2 separate regions of the Mus musculus genome follow, and region 2 is linked to region 1. Evidence: chromatin contacts called from ENCODE Hi-C or POLR2A ChIA-PET data. All regions are on one chromosome and are shown on one strand. Each heading gives the region's core, a stretch centred on a gene start or an enhancer-like site at or near the end of the contact. The rest is flanking DNA. Distances are from core to core; before and after follow the strand shown. Region 1 holds the start of Snrnp40 (small nuclear ribonucleoprotein 40 (U5)). Region 2 holds the start of Pum1 (pumilio RNA-binding family member 1).

What was found. A loop is a pair of places that touch in the nucleus more often than their neighbours do. ChIA-PET counts read pairs that join two places held with the same protein, here RNA polymerase II (POLR2A).
Region 2: POLR2A ChIA-PET joins it to region 1 with 12 read pairs in Patski. The contact joins the promoter of Pum1 here to the promoter of Snrnp40 in region 1. A Hi-C loop is called at or near these places in 1 of 37 maps with a recorded cell type or tissue (T-helper 1 cell). POLR2A ChIA-PET finds 5 or more read pairs at or near these places in 3 of 5 experiments (Patski and embryonic stem cell).

The regions. Positions count from the first base shown.
Region 1 is chr4:130,358,705-130,361,671 of GRCm38, forward strand. Snrnp40 (small nuclear ribonucleoprotein 40 (U5)) reads left to right here and starts at 1,428. Exons shown (of 10, transcript NM_025645.2): 1 at 1,428-1,645. The coding sequence starts at 1,502. It overlaps Zcchc17 (zinc finger, CCHC domain containing 17), which reads right to left and starts at 1,288. Exons shown (of 8, transcript NM_153160.5): 1 at 1,172-1,288.
Region 2 is chr4:130,661,939-130,664,779 of GRCm38, forward strand. Pum1 (pumilio RNA-binding family member 1) reads left to right here and starts at 1,383. Exons shown (of 22, transcript NM_030722.3): 1 at 1,383-1,529.

The DNA.
Region 1 (2,967 bases), core at 178-2,677:
CCTCCAGTGTTGGGACTAAGAGCATCATCCAATCTATTCTGTCCAATTTACTCCCCTGCTATCTCAAGATACTGTTAAACCTGTCTTCAGTCACAGCTCCAGCTTGGTTCTCACTGGCATTGCTGATCAGAACTACTGTTCATGCTCCCGAAATGGTCTATTTACTCCCAGTAAACCTCTTATCTTTCTCCAATCTCATCACACCATTAAGCCTGAGGGATCAAGTCCTCTTTTGCACCACATTCTGGAGGAGAGAGAAAACTATCGCTGGCTTCCTATTAATTTTAAAGTAAAAGCTTCAACTTCCTGCAAATCTTCATGACTTCCAGGTTCATCCCATACCATATTCACTTTAAGCTAGCGCTCTCGCTCTCGCTCTCTCTCTCCCCCCACACCGGCTCTTTGTGTCTCCCTCATCTTTCCGACTGATAGAACCTGCTGTTCTGTGCAGAACGTTCTCCCTTCCTCTCTTCCCCTAATTAGAACCGTCCCATCAGATAGGAACCGCTCAGATGTCTTTTCCTTTAAAAAGCCTTCAAGTTTATATTAGTAACTCACAGCAAGAGGCATCGCTTGTTTAGGTAGTCTTCCGATCAAATGGTTTTTGTTTAACATCAAATTTGTTTAACACGTTTCCCACACTCTGGGGTAGAGGACCATATTTCTTCAGAATGACCCCCAAACGCACTGCACAATAAATATCATTTGGACCACTTTCGAGAAGACCTGGCACGCAAGCATGATTGTTCGATTTCTCAACTAAACTGTGCTTCGGAAGAACCATCTGATACTTTCCTCATCACTGGCTGTCTCGGGGACATAAATTAAAGCCCTTTTAAAAAGACGGCTAAATCAGTGACAACTAAGTCCGCCGCCTCAGCCAAGTCCGGCACTGAAGCCTGGAGGCCAGGACTCGGGCCAGCACAGAGCTAGACGCAGAATTGGCATCCTGCAGAGCAGCTGTCAAGGGATAGCCGTCTGAGGGTTCGAGTCCTGGAGCCAGAGATGCCAAAGCTCCGCTCCAGCCTACCAAGGGACTTCTCTTTCCGGCGACACCTCCTGCCACCCCATGCTGCTAAGGCTGATAGCTGAAAAGGGCAGGCTCAGGCCTATCACCACCTCGCACCTTCCAGATTGGAACAGCCACCCGCCTGATTCCCCACACACTCACTCCGCGTCCGCGCCTAGCAGGACAGCCGCTTCATAGCTAGGAACGCCAAACCTGCTCCGCTCGTTCTCACCCACGATGCACTGCGCGCCCGAGGGGGCGGGGGAGAACGCCAGCTCCGCGACCCAATCCCAGAGTCGCCTTCTCGTGACGTCATCAGAATGGGACCAATCACAAGAGTGTATTCAGAGGGCTTTCCAGAAGGAAATGTTAGAAGCCAATTGGTTGCTCCTCTCCGGAAGTTCTGGAGGAAGAACTCAGTTGGAACCAATTGCGCGGCGCCTCCGGTCGGCGGCGCGGTTAGTGGCGGCGCCGAGGAGAGTGGCTGCCGCCATGATCGAGCAGCAGAAGCGTAAGGGCCCGGAGCTACCCCTGGTTCCCGTCAAGCGGCCGCGACATGAGTTGCTGTTGGGAGCGGCAGGAGCCGGCCCCGGAGCGGGGCCGCAGCAGGCGACTCCAGGGGCATTGCTGCAGGCGGTAAGTGGGGAGTCATCCCGCCTTTGGCCCTCCGCCCCTCTTCCTACGGATGATGTCGCCTCTGAGGGAACGGAAAGACAGTGAGCCTGAAGTTAAAATAGGCTTCTGTGAAGGTGCCTGGTGTTCTCTGTGTGGTTCATACGTGTTTCCCTAGTAGACGCCTGTTTTCAGCCCTTCAGTGGCATTGAATCATTTAAAACCTTGGCCTCAAAATCAAGACCCAAGCTTCCGCATCCTAAATCTTCAGGGGTTTAGCATAAAAGAAACATTCAGGAAAGTTTGCAGAGTGGACGAATGAATGAGAGGGGAGGCAATGGAAATGAATGATAGCTCGCTTTACTACCTGGTAGAACTTTTTTCTTTCTCTGCATTTATAATTGTAATTAACACTCGTTGGATGTTATCTTGGATGTTTTGCGTGTGAAATTTCCATTAACCATGGTACCTGACTGAAAGAAGCTGTTACTTTGCAAATGGGGAAGGCAAACTTTTTTGTATCCAGAAGATCCATGGCTCCAAGCCAGTGTAGGCTATTTATTATGGCAAAGTCCTGTTGAAAGAGAGAAGAGAAGAGATCTGTGTAACTATGATCTTTTTTTTTACCTTCTTGTTAAAACTGTTTTTATGTCATCTGACATCACTGCAGGTAGAGCTTAATTTAGTATTCCTGGTTTTTGTCTTTGAACCAAGGATTGGTTATTAATCCAGTAGCCAGGGGAATCATGGAAATATTAAGTCACATGGTATACTCTGCTGAAAACATTATGTTGGCTTTCTATTGTGCGTTTTTTTAAAAATCAAATTCTCTGTAATAATCCCCTCCTTACCTTGTTCATCTACCAGTTTTCTGGCATGTCACTTGGCTCAAGACACCGACTTATAATGTTCTTTCTTTCCTTGGTGCTTTTGCTGGAATGTTCTTTTAAATGCCCACATGGTCAGCTGTTTGCTCTTTCAAATCTTTGCTCAGACACCAGGTTTTCAGAGGGGCTTTCCTGACCACTGTGTTTCAAGTTGGAGTGTCCTGTAATCTGGAACCCATACTGTTTCTTCCCATGGCACTCAGCACTGGGTGGCTCTGTGTGCCTTTCTCTCACTTTCCACTAGAATGCAAGGTCTACTGTTTTACTGAGTGCTGTTTTAGGCGTGTGTGTGTGAGTGTGTGTGTGTGTGTGAGTGTGAGTGTGTGTGTGTGTGTTTCATATGTGGGGAGGGGGAACTCAGTGGCCAGAAAAGAATGTTGGATCCTCTGACCCTAAAGTTACAGCCCTTGAAAGCTGCCCATTGTGGATGCTGGGAACTGGACTTGGGTCCTTTAGAAG
Region 2 (2,841 bases), core at 133-2,632, 300 kb after region 1:
AAATGCATTATCTACTTGATTTCACAAAGCATTGTTAGCAGTGTGGGAAATGAAGGTTCAGTTAAGGAATTTCAGGTCTGGTTACAAGCTGGCTTTCTGAATAGAGTATGTTCTTGAGTTTGAATATCGAGACCTGGTGGGGGGGGATGTAGCTCAGTTGTTTGGTAGGGTGTTGCCTGGCATATGTGAAGTCCTACATTTGGTATGTCTGTAGTAACAGAAGGAAGGTATGGAAGTAGGCTCAGGGGGTCAAGGTAATCCTTAGCTACACAGTGAGTTTGAGGGCAGCCTGGCTCTATGACACCCTATCTCAAAAACAGAAATAAAAAAAAAAGCGAGGTGGTGGTGGCATAGGCTGTTAATCCCAATACTCAGGAGGCAGAGGTGGGGATATCTCTGTGAGTTCTGAGGCCAGCCTGGTTTACAATGGGAGTTCCAGAACAGCCAGGGCTACACAGAGAAACTCTGTCTTGAAAAATCAAAAAGAATTTAAAAAGCCTAAAAAACCTAAAAAAAAAAAAAAAAAAAAAAAAAAAAATTGAACGGTTCTTGAAGGCAGAGACAGGTGGATTTCAGTAGGTTAGAGAGCAGCCCAGCCAGAGCTACAACAAAAGACCCTGTCACAATAAAAACCAAACCAGGGCTGGAGAGAGGGCTCATTGGTTAAGAGCACTGACTGCTCTTCCAGAGGTACTGAGTTCAATTCCCAGCAACCACATGGTGGCTTACAACCATCTGTAATGGGATCTGACACCCTCTTCTGGTATGTCTGAAGGTAGGACAGTGTAATCACATACAAATGCATCTTTAAACCAACCAACCAATCAACTGAAATGGAGTGCTTGCAAACACCTCTGGCTTCTAGTTCTCAGCTTAATTTGCTTAGTTTCCATCTTGATATTTCTAATGACCTTTGAACAAGGGTCCTGCCATTGTCATTGCGCTCCAGATCCTGCAAATTAGGTTGAGGTCCTGCCCTCCATCAGCATGGTCGTTCTGTTGCTCTTTTCTTTTGTATGTTACACTGGGGAAACGAGGCAGGAAAAGATGCAAAAAGGCCAGGAGCCAGAGGGCTAGAAGGGGTTCGAACCCAGACACTGGCCAGGCTGTGCCAAGGTTCAGGCACAGCCCCAGGTTGGCGTCCCCTCCCCCCCACGGCAGCCCGGGCACTCCGTGCGCGCTCCCGTGCCTCCCACCCCGCTCCCTCCGCGGCGGCGGCGCGCGCTCGCCCCAGCGGGCGGGCACAGCGGTTGTGTGGCCTGCGAGTTTCCCCGAGTTCACACAGGCCCTGCCGTTGGCATGGCAACCGGGCAACCTGTTCCAGAGCCGCCCGCCCGCCCGCCCGCTCCGCACACGCCGCTGCCACCGCCGGAGCTGGGGCCGGCGCCGGCGCCGCTCCCATGATGCACCGCGTCAGCCCAGTCCCCAGTGGGCCGCCATGTTGTCGGAGTGAAAGGTAAGGGGGAGCGAGAGCGCCGGCGAGCGAAGATCGGGGGGCCGGAATCCATCTTCATCCTACCGCTCCGCCCGTGAGTATCCGCGCCCCGGTGGCCCCAAACCGTGCTCCGAACCCCCAGCGAGCCGATGCGCCTCTCGTATTGGCGTTTGGCAGCGGTTGGCGGGGCGAGAAAGGGCTTAGAGACGCCGCCGGGCCTGGCGGAGGCACCGCGCTCGCTCCGCTCGTACGTGTTTGGGAGGCGGCAGCGAGGCCCTATTGTTATCCGCGAGGAGGGGGTGGGGAGCGGGCCGCGGCCGGGGCCCGGCTCGCCCGCGGCTGCCGGCGGCTCCGTGCCTCCGTTCGGCCCTGCCGGGAGTCCCTAGAGGTTGGTGTTGCCGTTCGGCTCGGCTTCTTTTTTTTTTTTTTTCCTTCCTCCCCTGCATTTATTTATTTATTTTTTGGATGGATCTGAGCAGCCCCAGGTCCTCTCTTGTGGCCGCGGAGTGGAGATTCTGTGGTCCCGCGGGCTCCTTGGACTTGGCTGGAGCTTCCGTGGCAGCGCCGAGGGAGGAACAATACAAGGCTTTAGAAAGCGGGCGGTGGGCCACGGTCCTCGGGCGAGCCCCCCATGGTGGTGGGGGAGTGGGCGATCTTGCAAGCCTTGAAATATGGAGAGGTGACCATCAGGAAGTTTCGGATCGCTTTTTAAGCGCCTGGGTTCCTTGTGGCCTTTTGTTTCTGTGAGAGCTTGTGTGTGTTTTCCTCCCCCTTGAGGAGGGGGTGTTCTTCCTCTCTGATCCTCCCTGTGTTGGTGTGCTTCCCTCTCCAAGGGGCTTTCAGCAGGTAGTAGGACAAACATGTAGATAGCTACACAGTGCTACAGTTTCGGTCCTCACGAACGCGGTGGGTAAACATGGGTCATTTGTTTGACTCGTCAGTACCACTCCCACGTTAAGGGAGGAACACTCCAGTAACTTTTCTCCAGTGAAGCTCACCCCTCTTCCCAAGAGCTCCCCTCCCACATCGCGAGGAACTCCCACATAGATGACCAGAGAAGGCTTTATCCCCACCATAACTTTGAAGGATTGTTCGTTTTCATTGTGCAAATTACGATAACGCTTCGTTACACTTGATCATTTTGCTCACCCCATTAATTACTGGGATTATTAAGATGATTTATGAGGGCTTTTGGGCGTTCAGTTTTTAAAGCCAGTTACTTCTGAAGGTAGGATTGTAGCTTGAGCTGTTTGCTTTGGTGTAAAAGTTACTAATGTGGCTCTCCTTTTAAGATAAGCAGCTTCCTTCAGGGTTTTTAGTAAACCATTTTGACCCTTTGCTCATTGTAACTTTGTAAAACACTAGGGGCTGCGGATCTTTATCTGAAGGTTTGGAAATACTGGATT